Linked DNA regions of Homo sapiens: region 2 is linked to region 1. Evidence: chromatin contacts called from ENCODE Hi-C or POLR2A ChIA-PET data. All regions are on one chromosome and are shown on one strand. The core of a region is the stretch at or near the end of the contact, and the rest is flanking DNA. Distances in the headings are between cores, read along the strand shown. Region 1 has its middle 36 kb from the start of NOLC1. Region 2 overlaps GBF1 (golgi brefeldin A resistant guanine nucleotide exchange factor 1).

What was found. A loop is a pair of places that touch in the nucleus more often than their neighbours do. ChIA-PET counts read pairs that join two places held with the same protein, here RNA polymerase II (POLR2A). Pooled maps may share reads with other maps.
Region 2: a pooled map shows a loop between it and region 1 (2.4-fold over the local background). The contact joins two enhancer-like sites. A Hi-C loop is called at or near these places in 3 of 50 pooled maps. POLR2A ChIA-PET finds 5 or more read pairs at or near these places in 4 of 52 experiments (BJ, CD4-positive, alpha-beta T cell, GM12878 and 1 more).

Annotation. Positions count from the first base shown.
Region 1 is chr10:102,186,154-102,191,187 of GRCh38, reverse strand. No RefSeq gene overlaps it. Among named protein-coding and RNA genes, the nearest start is that of NOLC1, 36 kb to the right of the region's middle. Within about 2 kb of position 1,632, at least 3 of the 41 ENCODE cell types and tissues checked have a DNase peak (open chromatin) inside an H3K27ac peak, as active enhancers do.
Region 2 is chr10:102,277,783-102,282,468 of GRCh38, reverse strand. The region is part of intron 3 of GBF1 (golgi brefeldin A resistant guanine nucleotide exchange factor 1); the gene reads right to left. Among named protein-coding and RNA genes, the nearest start is that of GBF1, 35 kb to the right of the region's middle. Within about 2 kb of position 1,670, at least 8 of the 41 ENCODE cell types and tissues checked have a DNase peak (open chromatin) inside an H3K27ac peak, as active enhancers do.

The DNA.
Region 1 (5,034 bases), core at 383-2,882:
TGCACTCCAGCCTGGGTGACAGAGCAAGGCTCTGTCTCAAAATAATAATAATAATAATAATAATAATGATAATAAAACCAGTTCCTTCAATTGTGCCCTGTTACAAAAGAAAATATGTTGTTGGTTTTTTTTTTTTTTTTTTTTTTTGAGATGGACACTCGCTCTGTTGCCCAGGCTGGAGTGCAGTGGCACAATCTTGGCTCATTGCAAGCTCTGCCTCCTGGGTTCACGTCATTCTCCTGCCTCAGCCTTGCGAGTAGGTGGGACTACAGACGCCCACCACCACGCCCAGCTAATTTTTTGTGTTTTTAGTAGAGATGGGGTTTCACCGTGTTAGCCAGGATGGTCTCGACCTCCTGACCTCGTGATCCGCCCACCTCGGCCTCCCAGAGTGCTGGGATTACAGGAGTGAGCCACCGCGCCTGGCTGAAAATATGTTGTTATTAAGTATATGCAAACATATACATTGCCATGAATTAAGAATATTCACAAATAGTTTACAAATTTTGGAGAAATTAGGCAGAGAGAGATATATGACTCAAATTCTGTTTACAAAAGTATACTCAGCTGGGTGCGATGGCTCACGTCTGTAATCCCAGCACTTTGGGAGGCTGAGGCTGGTGGATCACTTGAGGTCAGGAGTTTGAGACCAGCCTGGCCAACATGGTGAAACCCTGTCTCCACTAAAAATACAAAAATTAGCCAGACATGGTGGCGCACGCCTGTAATCCCAGCTACTCAGGAGGCTGGGGCAGGAGAATCACTTGGGTCCAGGAGGCGGAGGTTGCAGTGAGCCAAGATCACGCCACTGCACTCTAGCCTGGGCAACAGAGTGACACTCCATCTCAAAAAAATTAAAAAGTACACTGCACTTTTGCTGGGTGCAGTGGCTAGCACTTTGGGAGGCTAAGGCAAGCAGATCAGCTGAGGTCAGGAGTTCAAGACCAGCCTGGCCAACATGGCAAAATCCCATCTATACTGAAAATACAAAAATTAGCTGGGAGTGGTGGTGCACACCTGTAATCCCAGCTACTCAGTAGGCTGAGGCAGGATAATTGCTTGAACCCAGGAGGTGGAGGTTGCAGTGAGTCAAGATCACACCATTGCACTCCAGCCTGGGCAACAGAGCGAGACTCCATCTCAAAAAAAAAAAAAAAGTATACTCCACTTAATACACTTAAAGTATGCTTAAAGGCTATAAACAGCTCAAAAGGAAAAATTATTCAGACTCTGAAAAAACAAAAAGAATCAGCAATATAGCTGGGCGTGGTCACTCACACCTGTAATCCCAGCAGTTTGGGAGGCTGAGGTGGGTGGACCACCTGAGGTCAGGAGTTCGAGACCAGCCTGACCAACATAGAGAAACCCTGTCTCTACTAAAAATACAAAATTAGCTGGGCATGGTGATGCATGCCTGAAATGCCAGCTACTCAGGAGGCTGAGGCAGGAGAATCACTTGAACCTGGGAGGCAGAGGTTGCAGTGAGCCAAGATCCGCCACTGCACTCCAGCCTGAGCAACAAGAGGGAAACTCCGTCTCAAACAAACAAACAAACAAAAGAATCAGCAATATTTCAAACAAAAAGCCATAAAAACTATTTCAGTTTCAGTTTCAATTCATGCAATCAACTCTTGCTCTGTTTCATATTGAGTTAGCAATCTTTATGAACACACCAGCTTTTCAATTACAGTCCTGGAAGTTTTCTCTCTAATTCAGTGGCACAAACCCCAAAGTTATCAGAAACCTGCAAATCAAAAGTCCTTTTAATGAACTCCTCCAAAGAAGCAAGCCCTGGACTGTAGCTGATTGTAAGTCACTTTTTGAGAAGAATCAAAGCAAAACATCGATTGTGGTTGACAAAAGTCTTTTTTTTTTTTTTGAGACAGAGTCTTGCTTTGTTCCCTGGCCTAGAGCACAGTAACACAATCTCAGCTCACTGCAATCTCTGCCTCCTAGGTTCAAGCAATTCTCCTGCCTCAGTCTCCTGAGTACCTGGGACTACAGGTGTTCGCTGCAGATCTGAGCCTCCCTGTGCTCTTGTTGGGGCCAGGAGCAGGCAGGATCCATCCCTTCCTGGGTGCAGCTGCAGCAACTTGGTCCACAGCTCCAGATACAGGCCTCCAGTTCCACAGAGCAGGCAGGAACCCCACCCCGCTGTGGGGTGCTGCAGCCGCCCAAATTGGGGCTGCAGACCCAGGCATCCCTGCACTCTTGGGGGGCCTGAAAAGGCCCCCTCCTTGCCCTTGTAGGCTCAGAGTTGCCTGCTCCTGCTGCTTGGCCTCTCCCTGCTCTTGCTGCTTGGCCTTTCCCTGCTCCCGGTGCCCACTCTGATCTTGGACCAGGCTTGGGGCCAAGTCCAGGGGCTGTCACAGTGCTGCCAGGTGTGTGCAAGCTCAGGGCAGTGCTGACACGCCAGTCCCCTGCTGCCCTGCCCCCCTCTGGACTTTGGGCACTGAGGAGTGCAGGAAGGGAAGTTGAGAGGGGCTGAGAGTGACTGGTGCTGGCCTGCAGGTGCCCCTTGGTGCCAGCAGCCTGGGCACTATGGATGGCTGTGGAAGGCAGACAGGCTCCTGGGTGGAAGGGGGCAAGTCCCCAGTGAAGCCCCACCTTCATGCCAGGACAGGCCTGAAGTGTGGGGGCCAGGCTGCCATTCCTGCTGATTGGAGGAGGAACTCATGGTGCTTTTTCCTGTGGACCAGTCAGCACACACTCCCTTCCCCGAGCCACATAAAAGCCCTGGGCTCAGCCACAGCAGGGCAGAGGTTGGGGAGACAACAAGAGGACCAAATGCAGAGAGGAGCTATTCCCCCTGCTGATAGCTAGAGACAATGGGATGGCCAGCTGGCAGAAAGGAGCTACCCTCTCTGCTAAGAGCTTCAGAGACCAGAAGAGACATTGCGTGGACCAGCTTCAGAGAGGAGCCATCCTCTCCAGGGCCTCCTCTCTGCTGAGGGCAGCATACGTCAAGATGACCAGTAGCAGACAGGAGCTGTCCTCTCCAGGGCCTCCTCTCTGCTGAGAGCAGCAGACGTTGGGACAACGAGTAACAGAAAGGAGCTACCCACTGTGCGTCTCCCCTGAGCTGCTCTAATACTAAATAAAGCTCCTCTTTGTCTGGTTCACTTGCCTGAGTACCTCATTCTTCCTGAACGCAGGACAAGAACTCAGGCAAAGCACCACTGGCCACAGAGGTTTCTGGCCAGAAAAATTGACATCCAGTGATCCCGTAATACTACTTTTCAAAAAATTTTCATGAAGATCATTTGTTTTGGCTGGGTTTATAATTTTATAACCTTCTATGCCAAACCCTGAAACCTCAAAATATCTACCAGAGACAAATATAAAATCCAGACAAAAATGTATGCTCACAATTTTGAAGACATTTTTATTTTCATTTTACCAATAATTTTACAGCCAGCTGGTTTCGAAAAAATTTACTTAACTCACACGAACTTGAAAATTGCTTTGACTTATTTAATTTATGAGTGCTGTTTTACTTATAAGCCAATTTGGTAGACACAACATATACCAATAAGGGTACATACAAATAAACACATCTAAACATGAATATACACACATAAACAAAGATCCAATAGCTTTTACCTTGGAACTATAGCTATGAGATAGCAATACAAGCTTACTGGTTTTACATGGTTACACTTTGTCCCAGTAGGTAATTCAGTGAAGGCTGTGAATCAAAATTTTGGGTATAGTAGTTTCCATGGCAGTTTGATTTTTAAAGGCCAAACCTCCTCAGACTCCAAAGAACATTGGGGTCAAACAGCAACAAAGGAGAACATCACATACCTGCCAGGCCCAACCTTGCTTAGAACAGCAGCACAAAAGCCTGGATACACACAACTCCATCCCACTTTCCCATTCAGCAGCAAACTCCAGATTCCAAACAGCAAACGCCAGATTCCAAACAACACTGGGGCCAACAGTATTGCAAATGAATATCAGTTTACCGAATTCTAACTTCTCATGACTATATAAAACACACACAAATGATCACCAAAACACAATCCAACTGCTGCAGCAAAAAACAAGCCCCAAGAGTGTCCAAACTCAAACAGTCAGGGTGCTTCCTCTCTTCATTGGTTGGGCTTGATCAAATGCAAACAAAAATTCCTTAGGAAATTTCCCAAATTGAGAGGAACTGATCCCGCTGTCTGGTACACACACGAGGCACTCACTTGCCCAGACACAACATACAATTATAAACTAGCCCCCAAGAGTGTCCACATAAAAACAGTCAGGGTGTTTCCCTCCCTCAGTCAGTTGGGCTTGTTCAACCTGCAAATGAAAATTCTTTTAAAAATTTCCCAAATTGAGAGGAGCAAATCCTGCTGTCTGGGCCCACAAAGGATACTCACCTATCTGGATGCAGATGTCCAATTTCGAAGGCTATTCTTCCAAGGCAATCAGGAGGATGGTTGGGGCTGACCATGGTGGGGCCAGAGAGAAACTGAAACTCACTTCCAGCTGATATTGGTCAATAGATGGGCATGGTGCATGCCTGTAGTCCAGCTACTGGGGAGGCTGAGGCAGGAGAATAACTTGAACCTGGTGAAGTGGCTACATTGTCTGGGGTATATGCCCTCAGGTATATATTTATCATTGTCACAGGCCAGGAAAATTTAGGACACAGACACACACAAGGGGTTTAGGAGCAGAGGTTTAATAGGTAGAAGAGAAAAGAGAAATAGCTTCCTCTATAGAAGAAGAGGTCTCCGAATGGAAAGGACTGGCTGGTAGTGAAGACACCAGTTTGAGGAGGCAGTGTCTGATTTAGTGTGGACTGTTTTAATGTGTCTTGATTTACATAGGGCTCACAGATTGGTTTGATCAGCTATGACGTTTACATAGTGCTCAGGAAAGGCTGGTTGCCCCACCCTAATCTTGTTACGCAAATGGCCTTTCCAGTTGATCGACACCATCTGTTTTTTTTTTCTTTTTCTTTTTTTTTTTTTTTTTTTTTGAGACAGAGTTTTGCTCTCGTTATCCAGGCTGGAGTGCAATGGTGCGATCTCA
Region 2 (4,686 bases), core at 421-2,920, 91 kb before region 1:
AATGGCCCACCTGAAGGTTAGCTGTAAGTCTGCCCTTATTCACGTGAAAAGCAAATAAATAACCTCATCGCCTTTTTCCAAATCATAATCACACTTTAAAAGAAGCTTTTACTGTATAACCTTGAAAATGTTACTTAATTTTTCTGGAACCTGAGTTTTATCTGTAAAAGGGGAATATTAATAAAGGCACAGTCTATCTTGTGAGTTTTTGTGAAACTTGAAAAGAATACAGGCGGCCGGGCGCGGTGGCTCACACCTGTAATCCCAGCACTTTGAGAGGCCGAGGCGGGTGGATCACAAGATCAGGAGATTGAGACCATCCTGGCTAACACGGTGAAACCCCATCTCTACTAAAAAATACAAAAAAAAAAAAAATTAGCCGGGTGTGGTGGTGGGCGCCTGTAGTCCCAGCTACTCAGGAGGCTGAGGCAGGAGAATGGCAGGAACCTGGGAGGCGGAGCTTGCAGTGAGCCAAGATCGCGCCACTGCACTCCAGCCTGGGCGACAGAGCGAGACTCTGTCTCAAAAAAAAAAAAAAGAAAAGAAAGAAAAAAGAAAAGAAAAAGAATACAGGCAAACTGTTACAGCCAAGTGGAACCTAACAAGATGTGATGACTAAATGTAATGTGGTATCCTAGATGGAATCCTTGAACAGAAAAAGGCCATTAAGTAAAAACCTAATGAAATCTGAATAAAGTATGGACTTTAATTAATGATGAATCAATATTTGTTCATTAATTGTGACAAATGTGTCATATTAATGTAAGATGTTAATAACAGGGGAAACTGGGCATTGGATAGATGAGAACTTCTTTACAACTCTTCTATAAATATGTTTATAGAAATAATCTATTATAGATTATGTATGAGTCTAAGTTATAATATAACAATTTATATAAATATAATTTATAGATAATTTATAAAAATATAATTTATAGATTATAATTTATGTGCTTTATAGATTCTAAAATTGAAAGGCTATAATGAAAAACCACTTTATAAATTATAAAGTTCTAGTCAATTGTAAAATATCACATAATTTAGTAGATTTAGTATTTTATGCAGATTGTTGGTAAGGTAGGTAGCTATCTTAAGTAGCTCAGATAACAGAGATCACTTGAAGAGTTAAGTGCTGGTGTGGAAGAGTCTAGCCCCCAGAAATATCCCAGCTGTTTCCTGCCAGCTGGTGCCTCATGTCTGACTTGCAATAGAGTTGATTTTCTTTACGTAATTATTTTTGCCTCTCAACCCGTCTATTTCACTAAAAGAACAGTAACTTTTTAAAAAGAGGCTTTAAGCAGATAGGTGCTTTAATTTAAAACTTCAAAAAGTGAAACTTAAGGCATGGGTACGATAATTTATTAGGTCCATTTCCTAACTGGCTGAAACAGATCTGATCTCTACTCCCAACTTCAAATGTAGAAACATGCAGACATCCAGAGATAGAATTCAGCAAGTGTACCCATCCCCTGCCAACTCCTGCTCTGCCCTGGGAAAAAAAAGAAAAAGAAGAAAGCAAAAGTCCCAGAAGTGCAGGAAATTGTTTCTCAGACGAAAGACAACACTTCCTTTCCCAGAACAATCCATCTCCCACACTGACATCCTGCTCCTGCTATATTTACCCAACCCAAATCTGCCGATGATATACTTCCAGCTGCACTCCTGCCACATGGTCCTGTCACTCAACTGGAGCACTCAGAGGGGAATCTGTCCAGAGGGCAGAGCCTGGAAATCACTACACACTAATCCATGCTTCCTCTATTGCTAGCCTTCAGAGTAAAGTGAGACAAAATATGGACAGTATTACTCCCTGTTTATTTTGGAAGTGACTGGGGAGACAAGAGGTACTTCATTTTATATAGTTGCTAATTTTGACTGCTCTCATGGTAGCCAGCAGAGGAACCTGAACAACGAAGAGATTGAAATGGGAGGTTAAAAATAACTCTGTTAATGCTAGCAAGCCAAAAAACATCACTTAATAGCCTCTTCCTACCCAACCCACTAGGATCAGGCTATCAAGTCACATTACAGGGTAAAACCTTCAGTTCCATGTAAACAGATCCAAGGAGTCAAGGATGGGACAATTTCATTCACCCCATCTCATCCTATCTCATAGAACATTCTACTGAAAGGGGAAAACCCACACACTGGACTGGGTAAAGGTAAATGTTAGAGCTGACTCCCATTTTCCTATTTTAGGAGTTCTGTATTCTCTGTCCTTCTCTCCTACCCTTGCCTCCCCATCCCCAAGTTCTTTGCTTCTGCCCCTTTCCTCTTTCTGACTCTCTAGTTGTTTTCTTTTGTCTCTACTTATTTCTCTCTCTCTCTCTCTCTCTCTTTTTTTTTAAGACAGGGACTCCTCTGTCACCCAGGCTAGAGTGCAGTGGTGCCATTATTACTCACTGCAGCCTTGATTTCTGGGGTTCAAGAGATCCTCCTGTCTTAGCCTCTCAAGTAGCTGGGACTACTGGTGTGTGCCACCATGCCTGGCTAATTAAAACAAAAAAAAATTTAGTAGAGATGAGGTCTCACTAGTTACTCAGGCTGGTTTCAAACTCCTGAGCTCAAGCAATCCTCTTGCGTCGCCCTCCCAAAGTGCTGGTCATTACAGGCGTAAGCCACTTTTTTTGAGGGCAAGGTTCCCTCGAAGAAACAACTGATAGCTGATAAGGCATTCATTAGTAATGGTCATAATTATCATATCATTAGCCTATTCTCCGTAGTAATAACAATAAAAAACCTGAGTCTCAAGAAGCAATACTTCTTTTTCTCTCTGCTTTTGGAGGCTCAGTCATGCATCCTAATCATGCTTCAAAGGAATGAAAGGAAAGGCACAAGGAAAAAATACAGAAAAATAAGAGGGAAGGAAAGAAAAAAATGATAGAAAAGGAGAATAGGAAAACGTTTCTCCTAACCTTTTCTCTCTTAAAGCTCCTGGACAATGGGCATTTCCAAACTTTATGGATTTTGTTAAAGCTTAAGTGGAAGTGCTTAATAAGATGAATCAAGCTATTAAAATAGATTTGAGAACAAAAGCTGAAATATAATGATGAATTCATAGCAAATCCCACTTATTAAAAGAGGGAGTAAATTTTAAAAAAAGAATCCACTTCACATGGCTGTTGTCAGTCTGGCTTAGAGAAAAAGCACTTATGCTGTTGGTTGAGTGGAGAACAAATTCCACTGGGTGATGTGGCCATTCTAGGAAATTACCAAGTTCCAAGTCAAGCCTCATTGAGCCAAACCTTTTTCCAATTTTCAAACTCTTTTTAGTTATTAGATTTAGACATAAAAAAATATAGATCTTTAGGGTATGCAATTGTGTTTCTTATAGGAAGAGAAACAAACAGAAGCAAGCTAGAAAGACAGTTTGTGTCCACCTAAGAACAAGTATTTTAAGCAACCACTCAAATTTCACCATAACTGCAACCAGAAATTGGTTCAGGCAAGAATTATCAATGTATGTTAGGTATTAGAGGGAAAGTTTAAAGAGGAGTATGATCTTCAAATGTTTCCCTACAGATTGCTTATTAGTTGCAAGGGGAAATAACATCTACACAGTAAATAAATCAGATTAACACTTGACCAGATGATCAAAATTAGTATCACCAATGAACAGCACCTGCAGTTGTGATACCCTGAGAAGGACCCTATATCAGTAGTGGTATATATTACAGATTCACGATAGACACACACCACCTGAATCTAACCATAAGAAAACATCAGACAAACCCAAAATGAGAAATATTCTTGAAAGAAATAAATAAATTAGGGAGACTATAGTTAACAATAATTTGCTGTATATTTCCAAATAGCTATAAGAGAAGATTTGAAATGCTCCCAACACAAAGAAACGACAAATGTTTGAGGTGATAGATATCCTAAATACAATCATTACACATTGTACTCATGTATCAAAATATCACATGTAACCAATACATAAGTATAATTATTATGGATCAATTTTTTAAAAAGAAAGAACACAGACATGAACTGGTCTGTAGTTATAAAAAATGTCAATGTCAGCTGGCTGTGGTGGCTCATGCCTGTAATTCCATCACTTTGGAAGACCAAGGCAGGAGGACCAGTTGAGGCTGGGAGTTCTAGGCTGCAGTAAGCTACGATCCCACCACCAGACTCTGTAAACAGTTATGGAGTTACAGATAACTCCATAACTCTAAAAAAAAAAAAAAGTGTTTTTGTTTAATGTTTTTTTGTTTGTTTTCTTAATCACCCAGGCTGGAGTGCAGTGGCATGATCATAGCTCACCGCAGCCTCCAAATCCTGGGCTCAAGCAGTCCTCCCACCTCAGCCTCCTGTGTAGCTGGGTCTACAGGCACACGCCACCATGCCCAGCTAATTTTTTTTATTTTTTGAAGCAATGAGTTCTCACTATGTTGCCAAAGCTGGTCTCAAACTCCTGGCCTCAAGCAACCCTCCTGCCTTGGCCTCCCAAAACGCTAGAATTACAGGCATAAACCACTGGCTGAAAAAATTTTAAAAAAATGTTTTTAATGCTAATGTCATGAAGCATAAAGAGAAGCTAAAGAACGGTCCCAGATTAAAGGAGACTAAAGAAACATGACAACTAATGTAATTTGTGATCCTTGGCTGAAGGGGAAAAAAAAAACAAATAATAAAAGTTTATTGACAAAATTGGAATATGAATAGTAAATTATTGTATCA